Regions from separate parts of the Homo sapiens genome. Here region 1 is linked to region 2. A link is a loop called in an ENCODE intact Hi-C map of the cell type or tissue named here. Cell type or tissue: psoas muscle. All regions are shown on one strand. Each heading gives the region's core, and the rest is flanking DNA. Links, peaks and the distances in the headings are about the cores only. Region 1 has its middle 110 kb from the start of VEPH1. Region 2 holds the start of UC.134 (long non-coding RNA uc.134).

Region 1 (5,388 bases), core at 257-5,256, 920 kb after region 2:
TTAAAAGGAAGGCTGAGACAAAGTTCGGATGAAAGTTTGCAGAGCACCACTGACCTCAGCTCCTGGTCTGAGGACAGCCTGTCTCAGAGACTCCCTTGCCTCTTCTTTCTGGGATTGTGATTGGTGGGTGCAGCCTGAGACGTGGTTGGCTGAAGAAGTCTCTTCGTGAGGGAATTAAGCTACTGTGGCTTCATAGGAGGCCAGTTCCAGAGCCGTCTCACCTCCCATTTACCTTCATCCTCTCCTGTGGAACTGGTGTTTTCCTTAGGCCCAAAAGGAGACAAGAGCTGTGAGAGAGGGAGGTGAGGTTTTTTTTGTTTTTTGTTGTTGTTTGTTTGTTTGTTTGTTTGTTTTGAGATGGAGTTTCGCTGTCGTCACCCAGCCTGGAGTGCAATGGCACGATCTCGGCTCAATGCAACCTCCACTTCCTAGGTTCAAGAGATTCTCCTGCCTCAGCCTCTCAAGTAGCTGGGATTACAAGCACCTGCCACCATGGCCAGCTAATTTTTGTATTTTTAGTAGAGACGGGGTTTCGCCATGTTTGCCAGGATGGTCTCGATCTCCTGACCTCAGATGATCCATCTGCCGAGTTTGGCCTCCTAAAGTGGTGGGATTACAGGCAGGAGTCTTTTGAGAGGATCCATCACAATGGTTGGGCAGAAGCTCAATGATTCTAACTTGGCTCATGAATGGCGTGGGGGTAGGAAACACAGCCAAAATATTGGCTATGATTTGAATGTGTCCCCTCCAAAATTCAAGTGTTGCAGTGTGATAATATAAAGATATGAGGCCTTAAGTGATTGGGGCATGAGGGCTTCTCCTGGTGAATGGGATCAAGGCCCTTATAAAAGTGCCTCTGCACGCAGGCTCATTTGCTTGGTCTTCTGCTAGCCCCCTTCCAAAGGATACAGCCTCCACCAGACACCAAACCTGATGGTGCCTTGATCTTGGACCCTCCAACCTCCAGAACTGTGGGAAGTAAATTTCTGTCTGTTATAAATTACCTGGTCTGCGATACTCATAGCACACAAAACAGGCTAAGACATCATCCATATTCACATCTGTGTATTGGTTAATTTTTACTTGGGAAACAGTTTTAGTTCCTTCTGCTAATATAGAATGTAGGGATTCTAGGCCTAAAATGTGACAGTCAGTGTTTACCTCCTCACCCCCACCCTGGTTTTTGTTCAATACAATCAAATAAGAAACCTGCAGCACCTCGTGGTATGGCAGTGGCCACTGGATGGAGCTGGGAATGAAGTGCTGGGCTCCCAGGCTCTGCTGACCCCTGCGGTGCCACTGGGTGAGCCATCTCACCTCCCTCCTTTTCCTTTCCTCGTCTGCGCAATGATGGGGTCCTCTTGCCATCTAAAACTCTTTTCCAGTCTTAGAAAAGGCGAGGGCCAGGCATAGTCATGTCCATTTTAGTTTTATTCCCAAACTGTTTTCCTCACTGATTAACTAGAACAGATTTGGGACTGTGGGAAAGAAAAATATGAATGGTGAGGATGGGGTGCCACCGTGCCAGGAGCTGTCCTCAGCACAAGTGAGTCTGGATGGCGCAGGTTTCCTGGCAACTGGGTGGCACAGGTCAGCTCCCAGAGGGTAGCTATTGGTCCGATGCCTTTTCTCTCTGCTTGATGCTAAACTACAGAGAAAATAAGCCCCATGACTCTTTGGAAATTTATTTTCAAGGACAATGATCATCATGAACATCTTTATCAAATAAAGAAACCGTTTAAAAAAATCTCTGTCTTGTTACACTTACATGACTATGTGGAGTTTTTTCAGGGACTGACAACAGGTTTCTGTCGCCCCTTAACTGGCCCCTTCTAAGATGTTGGGACCAGGGCTCAGTCTTAGAATCTGTAGGGAATGTTGGAGTAGACAGTCCCTGAGGCACACTTTCTCAGAACATGGTATGTGTCTAAACATACATTCAGATATAGCCCACCCTCCACGGAAGCAAGAACACTGCTGGGCAGCCAGCTAGGCCCACTCACTAGCAAAGAACTCATTTCTGCCTTTCTGCAAGGGTGATTCAAATTCACCCTTCCACAAGATAGTCACGGGCCTTCCACAGCCCACATTGTTTGCCAAAGATCTGTGGTCCTGCCTGACCCCACAGGTGAAGCAGTGGGGAGAATGTCCTGCAGTTCTTCCCATCTGACTTTGCAGCAGGCCTTTAGCTTCCTGGCCTGTGCTGTACTGGAAGTGGGATCTACCCTCTGAGCCCTCAACAGGCCTAAGTAATAGCTGGGGAGATAGAGACTCCTGCCCTGTTGGCTGATTCTTCTGTCCCTCGGGGTGCATTGTTGCTCTTTGTAGCACCAGAGGGGAAGGAGCGTATTCTTGGCCTGACACTGGCAGAAGAGAAGCCATGTCAGTCTGCCCAAGAACAGCTGGGCCCCAAACAAAGCTGGAGGCTCCTGTTATGCATGCTCCTTTGGGGCTGCTGATCTGCTTTTTAAAATAAACCTGTTTTCCAAGTATCAGATCTGAGATGATGCCAAGATTAAAAGAGCTTCCTTTCATTTTCCTTTTTCCCTCTGGGATGCCATTATGGAATAAGAAGCTGTCACCAGCCTTACCTGGATTACTCTCTAGAAGGAAAGACATCTGGTGGTATTTTTTTCCTTCAGGATAAATATTTTACCTAACTTATCAAAGCCAAATTTCTGGCCCCTTCATCCCATGACTTTAAGCCAGTGTCTGTCCTTTGTGCAAATCTGATTTTGGATTTAAAGTTCCGCAAGGCTTCTTTTGTGGTGGGTTCATGAGTTTTCAGAAGAGAGTGAGAGAGAGGAATAGGGGCTATTTGCTTCATATCGCCCCAGAAGGAAGCTTTGTCTCTACTCTCTTGAGAATCCTCCCTGTTGTTTTTAATATTTGGGGTCCTAATCAGATGCTCCAGTACTTTCCTTTTATTGTTCGTCCCCCTGCCATCCTTTATTGAGGCTGCCATTGCATTAGATAATTACATTCACCCTCCCTGAGCTCCCCCTTCGCAGACCTTCTTGGAAGGCTGAGCTCATGACTCATGCTTCTCTGATATAAAGTGACTCTCTGAATTCATCAATACCTGACACAGGGCTGCCCCTGTCCCCATTAGGCACTGCATCATTGACTGGTTGGTTAATTTCAGAATTTAGTTTAGGGTCATAAGAATGGTTGCAAAATTTTTTTGACATCAAGGCTCCTTGAGCTCATCAGTTTATCCAGGATTCAGGAACAACTCTCAGTATGAAGTACAGCGAGTCATTGGAAATTTCCAGGTGAATAACACTAGAGTGGGGATGAACCATAAAAATGGCTGCTGCTTCTCCTAACCAACATGCCCACATCTTCACAGAGTCGGGCTGCTGCACATGCAGGGGACTGCCCTAGGGCCACTGGCCCCCTCTTTTCTTTCTAGAAATGTCTGTCTCTCTGCTCTTAGCCAGAGCAACTGCCACTAGGGAGCCCCTCATCTGTCTCAGCCCTCCCTCCTTTTTCCTCTTTTGCCTCTGAAGTTTCCAGGTTTCAAGACCAAAGCCCACAGCGATGACTTCCTCCTCTCTGTGGTTTCCCCAGCTCTTCTCATGACACAGGCGCCATGTCTGGAGACTCCAACTCTCCTGCCTCTGCCACTGCCTCCTAACCCCTCATGCTTGGGGCCTCCACCTCTATATTACTCCGTTCTCATGCTGCTAATAAAGACATATCCAAGACTGGGTAATTTATAAAGGAAAGAGGTTTAATTGACTCACAGTTCAGTATGGCTTGGGAGGCCTCAGGAAACTTACAATCATGGCAGAAGGGGAAGCAAACACAGCCTTCACATTGTGACAGGAAGGAGAAGTGGCGAGCAAAAGGGAGAAAAGTCCCCCTTTATAAAACCATCAAATCTCATGAGAACGCATTCACTATCACAAGAGCAGCATAAGGGTAACCGCCCCCGTTATTAAATTACCTCCCACTGGGTCTCTTCCACAACACATGGGGATTGTGGGAACTACAATTCAAGATGAGATTTGGGTGAGGACACAGCCAAATCATATCAACCTCCAGGAGGAAGCATCTCATCCTCCAGCCCACCGGCTAGAGTCTTTACCTGGAGTGGCCCCACAGCCTCAGCCCTTTCCTGTAAGAATTGGTGGTTGGATTGACTTTGTGGAAGGAGAAAGTTTCATTTTTACAGGGTTCATGCAAGGAGCGAGTTGGTCCTGCATTCTCAGTTCAAATGCAGGGTGTGTTTTCTCACAGAGACAATATTTTCAAAGAAATGTGTGTTGTTTATTAATATGAGGAATACAGTTCAGGTGTATTCTGTATTTGTGGAATGGCCTAGATGGCAATCCATTGGTGAGCTAAAAACTGACCGTAAATCAGATTTGCATATGGACCAAAAATCATACTGATTGAGCCAAGCCTCTGCCTTATACTTGATATAAACAAGCGATGGCAGTGTTGGACATGGGACTTGGGGTCAGACATCCCTCATTAGAAGCAGCTGTGCTACAACAGAAAGGATCCTGGGACTTGGGGCCAGAAATTGGGTTTCAACTGCTCATGTGTTCACTTTGGACAATGCTGTCTTCTGAAAGACTTCATTGTCCTCAAGGATAAACAAGAGCGGTCATGAAGATGAAGTGACACGGTGATCAGGAAGAAGGTTGTACATGGTAGGTATCCAAGAAGTGTCAGTTAAATATGAATTCCAAAAAGAACCATTAGCAACACCACGAACTCCAGAGGCTATTTGTAGATTGTGCAACTCTATTTCCAAAGGTCAACATTTTTCCTTATTTGAAGCCTCATTCCCTTCCCTTTGCACAGCCACAGCCCCTCCTTACCTAACTGAGGAGATGTACTCAGGCTGCCTTCGGCCTTCTACCCTCTGCTTTGTGTCAAAAACTCTGGCATGCCAGAGACCAGAGTGGCCTCTGCCCACACCCACTCCCAACTCAGAGAGGGGGCACAGGTAGCATTGCCAGACTTAACAAATAAAAATATGGAATACTCAATGAAATCTGAATTTCAGATGAACAGCATATAATTGCGTGCACTGTTCTTATAATTAAAAATCACTCATTGTTCATCTGAAATTCAGATTTAATTGGGCAGCCTGTATTTTATCTGTCAACCCTAAGCATAGGGTGAGTTTCTGCCCCCTTCAAATGACCCCTTGGCCCCTTCAGAGTCTGAGGCCTGGGCCAGATCTGACGGTGGCTACTTGTCCTCCTTCTGCTCAGCCAACCCCTGTCTAAGCCTTGCTATCCTTGAGCCCAGATGTCCTCAAGGCAGTGTCATCAGAGCCACTGAATGGCATAAGCATCTCCAACCTGGAGTAGATTCAGGCCCTGGCTGTGTCCCTCCTACTATTCATTTAGTGGTCAGGACCCACTA
Region 2 (5,388 bases), core at 159-5,158:
GCAAGTGGTTCAAGAGTGTTGGTCTCCATTTTCTCATCTATGGCATGGAGATAGTAATAGCCTAAACATCATAGGGTGGTTGAGAGATTTCCCCCCCACATCTTCCCTCCCTCCCTCCATCCCTCTCTTTTCAAATAAGTGAGCACATTCAATGTACCAGGCATTGTTCCACATAGTAGGACTTGGAAATGAATGAGAGTTTCTTCCTTCATGAGCTTATGTTTTAATGAGGGAGACAAATAATAAACAAGTAAATAATATAATATCAAGGAAAATAGAGCAGGCTAGAGGGCTAGAAAGGAGGAAAGGAAACTATTTCAGATGGGGTAACCAGAGAAGAACTCTCTGACATGGTGGTATTTCAGAAGGCAAAAATGATGTGAAAAAGCAAGCCACAAAAATCTGGGAGATGATAACCTGTGCTCCACACAGCGATAGGGAAGCATTAAAAGCACTTAAGAAATGGTAGCAGATACAGGAAGCACAGCATAAACAAAAGTGCTAATTTAGTAACAGTACTAAAGACACGGAAGTTGGCTAAACAATTCTTATATAAATCTGTATATTTCTGACAGTATGGTTTATAATAAGCTGGCAATATTCTTGAGTTCAGGCAAGTAGAAAATGGCTTTAGCTCATACATCTTCTGGTAAACCTGTGGTGTGCCAGGATGTGGAAATGATAGGAGGAGGAGAGAAGGAGTGGAAGCAGTGGAGGACAGGCCTGTGCACATCTATGAGAAGGCACAAAAGGCCCAGCTGAATTTTACCACCCACCAAGGCACTGGAGTCTACCATGATTCACTGAATGCTCTGGGTTGAATAGGAAAGTGGTATTTTGCTGACATATGGTTACCCAGGCTTCAGTGACTAAAGAGATGGGAGATCTTGTCACTTCCTAATGGATGTCTTATAACACAAACTACCCAAAATGACAGTTAGGCGGTAGAAACCATGTTTTAAAGCAAACATATTTTGTTCTGGTGTATATATGTCCACGGAAATTTTTGTTTTCATCATCGATATATGTAATACCTTTCCAGTGGGGAAAGTCATAGAAATGAATTTTTCATTTAAGTCATTGTTTAGAAGGCCAGATGAGCTGTTCTGGTAGCAGAAGTAAGTAATAGTAACAGCAATAGAAATTTAAGGCACTCTGCGCTGAGCACTTCACATGGATTACCTCATTTAAATATCATGACCATGAGGAATAATACTGTTACCCTCATTGTAAAGATGAGAAACTGAGGCTAATAAATAACTTGGTGACAGCCACATGGCTAGTTGGTGGTACAACTGGGATTCAACCCCTGAATTGTGACTAGTCATCTTCCAGTCAAATGAATTCTTTACCCACTCCTGCCAAGCAACAATTTATTTTTTCCCCACTCCATCCATTTATAATAAGTAATAAATATTCTTGATATTGTCCTTATTCTGCATTTTAATGCTTACTCATTCAGTAAAATACAGTGTAGCTTTATTTGTAGGATATATATATATATATATATACACACACACATACATATATACATAAAATATATATATTTTATATAATATCTTACTCTTCTGGCATTATCTTGAACTAGATTACAGATGTGCATTTTCAGAATCTTTCACATTTGAAATTTTTAAAGGGATATATATATATATCACATCTAGAAAACCTTTGTAAATGAATTTAAAAAGTTTCTAAAAACCTAGCATTTTTTTCCCTTAAGCCTGCAAACAACCTAAGTAGGAAATTGTCACTTTAAGCTGCTCTTTATTTACTGTTCAGCAATTGTTACAAAAAACAAGAATGGTTTCCATGAATTTGGTTAAACCAACAACCACTACATAGTCCCAAAATATAGACTACTGCCTTATGCTTATTGCAAATGTAATCAACATTGATAGTCAAATCCACTTTAATAGAGTGGTAAGAATTCATAATCCCAACAAAACTAAAGCTACTGGAAGTTTTCTTATTTTAATAGGGTAGGAAAAAGGAATATAATTTGATGTATACCAGATTAATAGGTCAGAATACAGATTCTGCAGTTGCTGTTTGCTGTCCATTTTAATTCTAGAATCCTTATCGACTCTAATTAAAATTCTGTAGATGGAAGAGTTGTATGTTTCTAAGGAACTTGCAGTGAATGCTGTCTGCCAGCCATCTCTAAACACCCCATAACCACACACAACTCGCCTGTCAGGAGAGCTAATGCAGACATCGCAGGGCACACCACATTTGTCACTGTGGCTAATATCAGAGATACGCAGCTCTTTTTTCTTAGCACACAAAAGCAAGATATGTAATTCAATGCTCAATTTACCCTTGTCTCGCAGGAGATTTTTCCCCGCTAATTGATAGAAATTAAGCCATTAATCAAGCCACTAGCCATCATTCAAACCAGGAAAGATGAATACAAACTTTCATCATAACCACCTTCCCCATTTTAGTGTTCATTAGCATTAATTTTTAATGCAATTATGCTATTCTTTTACGCTGAGCTCATAAATTACTGCTCTTTTGTTGCTGGCTGGCCTTGTAAAATCCAAACTAATGCTTTGTGCTCTGATCTTAAAGGCAATTACTAGGTTCTTCTATCTTTTATATCTTTGCATCCCCAATAACCTTTATATATAATGAACATCCATGACTGACTATGCCTGTTTTTTTAATGCCTCTATGTAAATCTCTATGAATATATAAATGTAGTCAAATGTGTCTAAAATAAACATATATATACACATACCACATACATTACAAAATACACACATTAATATAAAAAATCTCACAAATTCATATTGAAGTTCAGGTTCAAATATAAAGATATTGTTATGATTTCTCATGATAAAAATGTAATGCATTATTGTATAGAAGTTATACTTTTTATAATGAATTAGGGAAAAGAGGAATATTAATTGTGGCTAATTATTATACATATTTGCAAGGGTGGAACAGCTACTAAAAACAGAAATAATAACTTTGAATTTCAAAACCCCTTAGTTCTTTACCCAGGTTTACTGTCTCATGTTTAAATCCTTATTTTTAAAAAATTGTGTTGAAACTTGAAAATCAATGAGAAGGAAATGAGGAGTATCAGAAGATTGGAAAAACCACTTATCTAAAGGTGTGTTTTTATAAGCACATATAATAACTCCAGAGTCTTATATTTTACAAAGTGGATGTATTGGTTTATTAGAGGATGGTAGTAAAATGAAAAGAGTTTCCAGAAATAAATATTGAACCCAGAGGCAACATATCTACTTAGTTCTCTATTCTAGAGAAGGCAACAAGATGTATTCTGCTTATATTCACCAAAAAGCATTGATTAGGGTCACTCCTATGTGCAAAGGAGATTTAAAAAAAAATCTCCAACTCTCTTCTTGCATCATCCCATTAATGTCTTTGCCTCTGTTTGCAAGTTTTTATGTCTGGCCACCCACTAGCTAGAGAAAGGGTACATGTATGGCATTAAGATTAATGAACTAAAACTTGCTGGAAGATGTTAGCAGTGCTGATGATGTTGGTGCCAGCCCAGTCAGCTTGGAGTTACATAGTTGCAACCTACCCCTAACACCATGGGGCTGGGAGTATATTCAGAAGCGGCGAGTATATTCAGAAGTCTTCTACCAGTAAAAAAAAAAAAAAAAAAAAAAAGATTTTGAACTATTAACTTCTTAAGATATAGATACGGTGATGACTGACTTGAATTAATCTTTTATTTCCTCTCATGGTTAATTCTTTACTAGTTTTCATCTTTAATAAAAAGTCCTACATGGATTAGAAGCAGTTAGGCTAAATTCTATAATGACTGGATTCCCTGAACCAGGGGACTTATTATGCAAGGAAAAGCAGACAGCTTAAGTCCAAGTCTTTTGTGATCTGTTCTTTTGTGATGTCAGAAGCAAATGGATACCTAACATAATTGTATTTGAACATTAGTCAGTATAAAGTTATGAGTTCTAATGTCTCTTCTTGTAAGCATATTATGTTTCGGCTCATAAGCTTAGAGAAAATAGTCTATGGCCCCATGTGCCTTAATTTCTCTGAACAGAGCCAATAAAAACACTGGGGTTCAGAAATAGGAAATTAATTTAGTTAACATGTATTTATGCCAGGTGCTAGGCTAGGTGTTGGAGATTTCTGGTTGAGATTTCCAGTTGCTCTCTCAGAGTTCATTGGCAAATCAAACTAATTCTTATTTAGAACTTTTATCTGCAAGCAGTTAAGATCTGACTATACAGTGGGTAGGAACAGGGATTTGTTGTGTTTGCAAGTGCCTTAGCATGTTTCACTTGATCCTAATTTTTGGTAATACGTAATATACTCATTTCTAAGTTTAAGATATACTATTAGAGCTAGATTTTGGATATGAAACCAAGTCTTAGTACTTCAAACATCCTCTACGCTTCCCATTGCACTAGGCTGCTCTGTAGCCTTTCAATCTTTGATAACCTTACATGATTAATAGTTATGATTTTACGTGCTTATTTTATCAATTTTATGTACAACTTTGATCCTTTAAACAGAGGTGGGGTAGGGAGGATGGTAGAAGATGTGAGATGATGTTAATTTCTCTTTTCTAAAAGCAGAGTATTTTGCTATATCAATAATGAAGTGCATCATATAAAATCATAAGGTTTAAAGAAACCACCAAATACTTCAAATTGCACTTACAATATTAGCTTTACTGAAGTATAATTTATCTATAACTGTGCCTATCAAAGCATACAATTTGGTGAGTTTTGGTACATGTTAATTCTGTGTTACCACTACAACAATCAATATATAGAACATGTCCATTGTTACCAAGAATTTTCTTGTGTCTCTCTGTAGTCAATTTCTATCTCTACCCTGACCCCCAGACAACCACAGATCTGCTTCCTGCCACTTTAGATTAGTCTGCATTTTCTAGACTTCCATATAAATTGCATACTCTTTTATATCTGATGTCTTTCACTCAGCATAACGTTTCTGAGATAAATCCATGTTGTTGGGTACATCTGTGGTAATGCTAGTAGAATTCTATTATATGAATATCTGCAATTTTTAAAATCTATTCACCTGCAGATGAACATTTGGGTTGTTTCCAGGTTCTGGCTTTTGAGAATAAGGTTGCTATAACATTCATGTACAACTCTTTGTGTGAACATGTTTTTATTTCTCTTGGATAGTAAATACTGCCCTAGTACTGAAATAGTTGGGTTGTATGGTAGACATATGTTTAACTTTGTAAGACACTGCCAAACTGATTTCCAAAGTGGTTATACCATTTTATGTTCCCAACAGCAGTGTAGAAGAGTACTGGTGCTCTACATCTTCATCAACAGTTGGCGTTATCAGATTTTTAACTCACAGCCATTCTAATTGGTGTAATGTATTTCACTGCTGTTTTAA

The links. Peaks named below come from ENCODE experiments on the same cell type or tissue, not always from the same donor. Only the 100,000 strongest peaks of a DNase experiment are listed, where the experiment ranks them.
Region 1: a loop joins it to region 2, with 4 times the contacts of the local background. A loop is called at or near these places in 66 of 110 quality-filtered maps.

What each region holds. Positions count from the first base shown.
Region 1 is chr3:157,609,530-157,614,917 of GRCh38, reverse strand. No RefSeq gene overlaps it. Among named protein-coding and RNA genes, the nearest start is that of VEPH1, 110 kb to the right of the region's middle. In psoas muscle, for the core only: no CTCF peak of the experiment used is centred there; no DNase peak of the experiment used is centred there.
Region 2 is chr3:158,525,338-158,530,725 of GRCh38, reverse strand. All of the region lies in intron 7 of RSRC1 (arginine and serine rich coiled-coil 1), which reads right to left. UC.134 (long non-coding RNA uc.134) reads right to left here and starts at 4,018. Exons shown (of 1, transcript NR_148407.1): 1 at 2,152-4,018. In psoas muscle, for the core only: no CTCF peak of the experiment used is centred there; no DNase peak of the experiment used is centred there.